Linked DNA regions of Homo sapiens: region 1 is linked to region 2. Evidence: read pairs that join two places in POLR2A ChIA-PET (ENCODE). Cell type or tissue: OCI-LY7. All regions are shown on one strand. Each heading gives the region's core, and the rest is flanking DNA. Links, peaks and the distances in the headings are about the cores only. Region 1 has its middle 34 kb from the start of RECK. Region 2 overlaps SPAAR (small regulatory polypeptide of amino acid response).

Region 1 (2,910 bases), core at 85-2,584, 92 kb after region 2:
CACACACACACACACACACACACACACACACACACACCAGCCATGAGCAGATCATCTTTGGATCTGGAAGATGAATACCTATTATTCTTTCTACAAGATTAAATTTTCCCATAAAATAAAAGAAAAAACCTTCTCCAATACCTAGCCTAAATATTGCAGGCTTTATTTCTGTTTCATGTAGGTCTGGTCTTCTTTCTGCATTTGCTTTATCCTTTCTCTCTGCAGACCAGCTTTCTCTTCCTTGCTAGACACAGGGCCACATTTGTGCCCCCTTTACGTGGTCTATGAGTTCAAGAGCTTTGTGCCAACTATGAGGTGTCTCTACGTCCAAATTCCAAATTCCTTGGACAGAAAATATGGTTTGCCCAGTTTGGGTCAACTCGCCAATTATCTATAGCCAAAGGAGAGAGCATGACTGTCCTTTCAGCAGGGGCTAAGGGAAGACACATTCTGCTTCAGGCAGAACATTTCAGCTAATGTGCCACAGGGTACAGATGTACCAAGCTCAGAGTCCTCCTGGGATTACTAAGCAGAACCTGTAGTGACCTAAGCCCCCAGGTGAATTGCCTTCAGCCATGAAAAGACTCATCCACTCACCCCAGGGTGCCTACACATCCCATGGTTTTCTACGTGCTCCATGGCAAGACACAGGTTGGGAAGCACTGTGCTAGGGAGGTGGGCAGGGTCATGAAGTTCTGTCCCATGGTGTCTTCAGTGCCTCCTTTCAAGAGTAGAATCTTGGCTTTACATTTTTGTAACAGAAAGGTACCCGAGGGTGTTTTTCCCGAAACAGAGGAACCATCTGCTCACAAAGGTGAATTCAGACTTGAACAGTGGAGAAACAGAAAAGTCATTCCTTGTGTATCCAGCAGCATTCTGCTTCCATCCCCTCAAGACACACTCCCCCTGGGTTCTAGGTTTCAACATTTTAATTGGGTCCAATCACAGCTAAAGTGCTCTATTACATGAGTATTTCAATTTTCTGGTAGTCATTCTTCACATGTATCTTCTTTAGGGAGCATGCTCTTCTGAGATTTGTGGGTGAAAGCAACCAAGAGGCAAAGAGCTATGAGGACATCTGTTCCCCCAAACATCACTAGGCAAAGCATTTCTGAAATATCAAGTCCCTCACAGCAGCCTTTACATCCTTGTTCCTCAGGCTGTAGATGATGGGGTTGAGCATGGGGGTCACCACCCCATAGAAAAGGGAAATGAGTTTGTCTGCAAGGTCTTGCTTGTCTGCCCCCAGCGGGTCCTTAGACTTGGGCTTCCCATACATGAAGAGGATGGTCCCATAGAAGATGACCACGACTGTGAGGTGGGCAGAGCAGGTGGAGAAGGCCTTTTTCCTCCCCTCAGCTGAGGGGATCCTCAGGATGGTGGCAATGATGAAGACATAGGAGAAAGAGATGAACAGAACCGGGACCCCCAGGAAGATCACATTGGTCACTCCCATACTGATCACATTGACAGAGATATCAGCACAGGCCAACTTCAGGACAGCCAGAATCTCACAGGTGAAGTGGTTGATGATGTTGTCTCCACAGAAGGGCAGCCTCATTGCAAGGGATGTCTGCACCATGGAAGCAGTGCTTCCAGCTACCCAGGAGCCGGCAGCCTTATGGGCATGTAGGCAGCCTTGCTCATGACCACAGGGTACCTAAGGGGGTTGCAGATGGCCACGTAGCGATCAAACGCCATCATGCTCAGGAGAACACACTCTGTGGCTCCCATGGCAAAGGAGAGGAACATCTGCACTGCACAGGCTGAGAAGGAGATGGTTTTCCTGGGGGTCAAGAAGCTGTCAAGGATGAGGGGGACTGAGGATGTTGTATAGCAGATGTCCAGGAAGGAGAGGTTCCCCAGGAAGAAGTACATGGGCATGTGCAGGTGGGAGTTGGACACAGTCATCAGGATGAGGACCCCATTGCCCAGTAGGATCACCAGGTACATCAGCAGGATGAGCACAAAGAACGTTTTCTCCAGCTTTGGGTGGGCAGAGAGGCCCAGGAGAATAAACTCGGTCACAGAGGCTGTCTGATTGGCACTTACCATAGTGTATCTCCTCTGTCAACTGAAGGAAATACTTAAGAGGTCCAAACTCAACATTCTTTGCCTTGCATAGGACCAGTGCATCTGGTCTGGGGTTCCAGTCTGGCTAAGACATTAGAAAACAGTTTTGAAAGTCCACAATATTTATTTCCAAGAAAAAAGAGACAACAAAATAAAAAATTATTTTGGGGCCACAGGACACCGAATGCACAAGGTTTAAAATGATGACTATGATAATGTAACACATGTGATCAGTGACGAAAACACATAACACATTCATTTAGGGATGCTATATCCTACAAGGCAATTTATCTCGTTAAACTTTGATCAGAAAGGTGACTTAAAGTTTGCTCCATGTTCCCCCAACTTTGTGCCAAATACTAGTGACTTGATTAATTGTGAATCCTCACCTTATAACTATTTCTTCTCATTAGACAATTTTTATATAAAACAAACTCCAGTTGTTGCCCAAGATCTTTCTCATGGGCAACACCAGCCCCAGCTGGGTCTTTCAGGAAAAGAGGAGACTGGACATGGAGAGATGCAAGGGAAAGGGGAGAGGGTTCCAAGGTAACTTCATGCTCTGGAAATTTCAATATGTCTCTAATATTTGAATCTGATGTTTCATGAAGATAAATAGGAGGCTGGCCCCAGAAACCCACAGTGGCTCACAATTTCTGGAACTCTATAGTTTTCTTTGGTAACTAAGGCAGTCGGGGTGAGTGTCTACACAGGAATCAAGAGTTCTTGAACCTAAGTATGTCACCCAGATGTAGATCCTGACAGTGATTATGCCCCCCAAATAAATCTAGTCCCACCCTCTGTCCCATTCTAGATCTTCCTCTGCAGAACACTGAT
Region 2 (2,910 bases), core at 251-2,750:
GCAACGGGCTAAGCAGGCAGCAAAGAGGGTGGGTGAGGCCGGCATCTAAGAAGGCTCTTCCGGGACCTCCGGGTAAAGAGCCCCACGGTCATGGACAGGGCAGGGATTCCCGGGGAAGCACCTGATACTCTATCTAAACTGCATGATCCCAGCGCCATGCAGAAAAGGACGCCAAATGCAACCTGCCCCTGCCTCCAGCCCCCACTAAAGGCCCTGGCACCTGGGGTGACCCGTGAGTGTCCCCTGCCTTGCCCAGAGCTGGCGCATGCCTTCCTCCCTCCTCATGTCCCTGCCCCCAGCACAGGGCCAGGGGCTGGGGAGGCAGCAGATAGGCCAATTGAAGGACTGGCCCAAGGTCCCTCCTGGGGAGGAGCCGGGCTCCTCCTGCATCCATAGTAGGGGGAGTATTTTGTCTTTGGTCTGGGCGTAACTTGCTCTTGAAATCTGTAGGCGTCACCGGAGGGCCAGCGCTGGCTAGGCTGTCTCTGTGCAACGTCTTCTGACCCCTCCTCTCCACCTTCTCTGTGTCCAGGGAATCTGTGCTCACGTCTTCCAGGACAGTGCTTCTTCTAGAAGCTGACATGGAGCTGACCACAGCTCTTGGAGGCATGGCCTGAGGCTTAGAAAATAGACAGAGATCATCTGAGATTTCAGCAGTGGGGCCACGTGGCAGCGCCCGAAGGCCTGGAGCAGGAGCGACCCAGGGACTCAGAGCAGCATCTTCTTAGGAGACGGAAGGAGAGCCGCCGGAGGAGCACGGGGCACCTGCGATCGCGAAGAGCCTCCTGTTCTGGATGGGAGCGAAGGCTCCGAGAGGACCTAAGGTTGCTCAGTGGGCCATGGAAACGGCAGTGATTGGGGTGGTGGTGGTGCTGTTCGTGGTGACTGTGGCCATCACCTGCGTCCTCTGCTGCTTCAGCTGTGACTCAAGGGCCCAGGATCCTCAGGGGGGTCCTGGCCGCAGCTTCACGGTGGCCACGTTTCGCCAGGAAGCTTCTCTCTTCACGGGGCCTGTTCGCCATGCCCAGCCAGTGCCAAGTGCCCAGGACTTCTGGACCTTCATGTGACGCCCGAGTCCCCAGGATTTGCTGTGCTGATGGGTCAGACTCACCCGCTCCTCAGCAAGCCTTCCCTGGCCTTCCCCTCCTCCCAGGGCCTTCTCCCTGTCCTTCCCCTCCAGTAACCTGTGAACTTCCCGTCTCCTCCCATTCCAGCCTTCTGTGCCCTCCAGCCTCAGGGATCCTTGTTATTGGGACAGCCCAGCTGGGGTTGACCCACAGGATGGGGCTTAGGAGAGCTCTGAGGAGTGAGTGAACAGACAGCGCCGGAGTGCACGGTGGGCCGGCTCTGCTGATCTACACCAGGAACTGAAATATCACTGGAATTTATTGTAAACGGTGTGCCTATGATGCTGGTTCTGTTGCCACCTGGGCACGCAGCACCCTCAAGTGGACATTTCTAGAAACCGCTTCTTACTTGCTCCTAATTGATTACTTTTGCACATTGCACAGAACCCAACCTCGAGGCCTGCTCCCTGCCAGTTGCCTGAAATCAGCCCTGAAATTCTGAAACCAAAGAGCTGCTTCCTGAGAACAAGTTATTTACCTTAGAATTGAAAATGTATATCCTTTTATGGGCCTTTCCAAATCTGATTAGAAAAACCACAAAAGGAAACAGAAGAGAAAATAAGAGCCACAGAAAGTACAATATGTTTTATTAACAGGAAAGCCAGAAATAAGATATTTTAAACATATTTTTAATGAGACTTTATTGCTATATTCCAACAGGTCACTCCTATTCTTAGAGAATGTGAATGACTTGTGTCACTTCGGAGTGACAGAAAAATCAGGAACTGAAAGATAATTCCAGACAAGTTAAAATGTTATGTTACATTCAAAGCTCTTGTTTTCATCACAAATAAGGGGATATTCAGTTTTTATTAACAGAAAACCCATTCTCCCATGGCCATGGAATAAATGCCATGCTATATTTAAGGAGTTTGGTTTGAAGGGTGCAAAATTGTGAGCCTCCTGGCTCTTATGTCTGTATCCAGCCCTGAATAGATGGCTCTCCCAGGACCTGTTTGTTGAGGGGGGCAGGACTGAGCTTTAGGGGGGCTCTGGCCTCTAAGGGTGTCCAGACAGGCTGCCCTTGCCATGTGGCTGCCATGGGAAGGGCTTTCAGAGTGGCTTGGAGCTGGAGAGGTGCACGCGGGGAGGGGGAAGTGGTGGGGAGAGTGAGGCTGACGGAGAGGGATGGGGAGGAGCATGGTGGGCGAGGCTCAGCCCAGGTCCAGGAGCTCCTGGGACCATGTCCTGGACACTCCTGACACCAGCCCTCGACGCAGGGCCTTCAGAGATGCACAGAGAAGGGAACGGCACATGTGGGGAGGCCCTGGAGACGGAGGGAAGAGAACTTTTGAGGGCTGTGTTCTCTAAAAGCGAACAGTGAGACAAAGTTCGGGTGCAAGATATTTGTCAGGGATCAACACCTACAAAGGGGAGAAGGAAGAAGCAGGATTGGGCAGAGGAAGAAGTCAAACCGTGATGCAGGTCCTTCATATCCCCACCTTTGCTCCGTCTCTGAGTCCCTCTCCCCTCTCCCAGGGTCTGACCTCAGCCAGGGCAGCTCTCTGCAGCTGAGGCAGGTCTTGAAGCCCTTCCTATTTTATTATTTTTATTTTATTTTATTTTATTTTATTTTATTTTAGGAGATGGGATCTCACTCTGCCACCTGGGCCAGAGTGCAGTCGTGTGATCATAGGTCACTGCAGCCTCAAATTCCAGGGCTCAGTCAATCCTCCCACCTCCGCCTCCTGAGTGGCTGGGACTATAGGTGCATGCCACCGTGCCTAGCTAATTAAAAAATCCTTTTCTTGTAGAGATGGGATTTCACTATGTTTCCAAACCT

Evidence for each region. ChIA-PET counts read pairs that join two places held together with the same protein. Peaks named below come from ENCODE experiments on the same cell type or tissue, not always from the same donor. Only the 100,000 strongest peaks of a DNase experiment are listed, where the experiment ranks them.
Region 1: POLR2A ChIA-PET joins it to region 2 with 7 read pairs; 5 of 35 experiments call an interaction of 5 or more read pairs at or near these places.

What each region holds. Positions count from the first base shown.
Region 1 is chr9:36,001,813-36,004,722 of GRCh38, forward strand. It overlaps the pseudogene OR13C7. Among named protein-coding and RNA genes, the nearest start is that of RECK, 34 kb to the right of the region's middle. In OCI-LY7, for the core only: no CTCF peak of the experiment used is centred there; no DNase peak of the experiment used is centred there.
Region 2 is chr9:35,909,625-35,912,534 of GRCh38, forward strand. SPAAR (small regulatory polypeptide of amino acid response) reads left to right here. Exons shown (of 2, transcript NM_001348107.3): 2 at 533-2,062. The coding sequence starts at 840. The coding sequence ends at 1,067. Among named protein-coding and RNA genes, the nearest start is that of SPAAR, 1.6 kb to the left of the region's middle. RefSeq lists an enhancer at 538-1,418 and a silencer at 1,422-1,501. In OCI-LY7, for the core only: CTCF peaks have their summits at 1,448 (motif pointing left) and 1,653; a DNase peak (open chromatin) is centred at 1,437.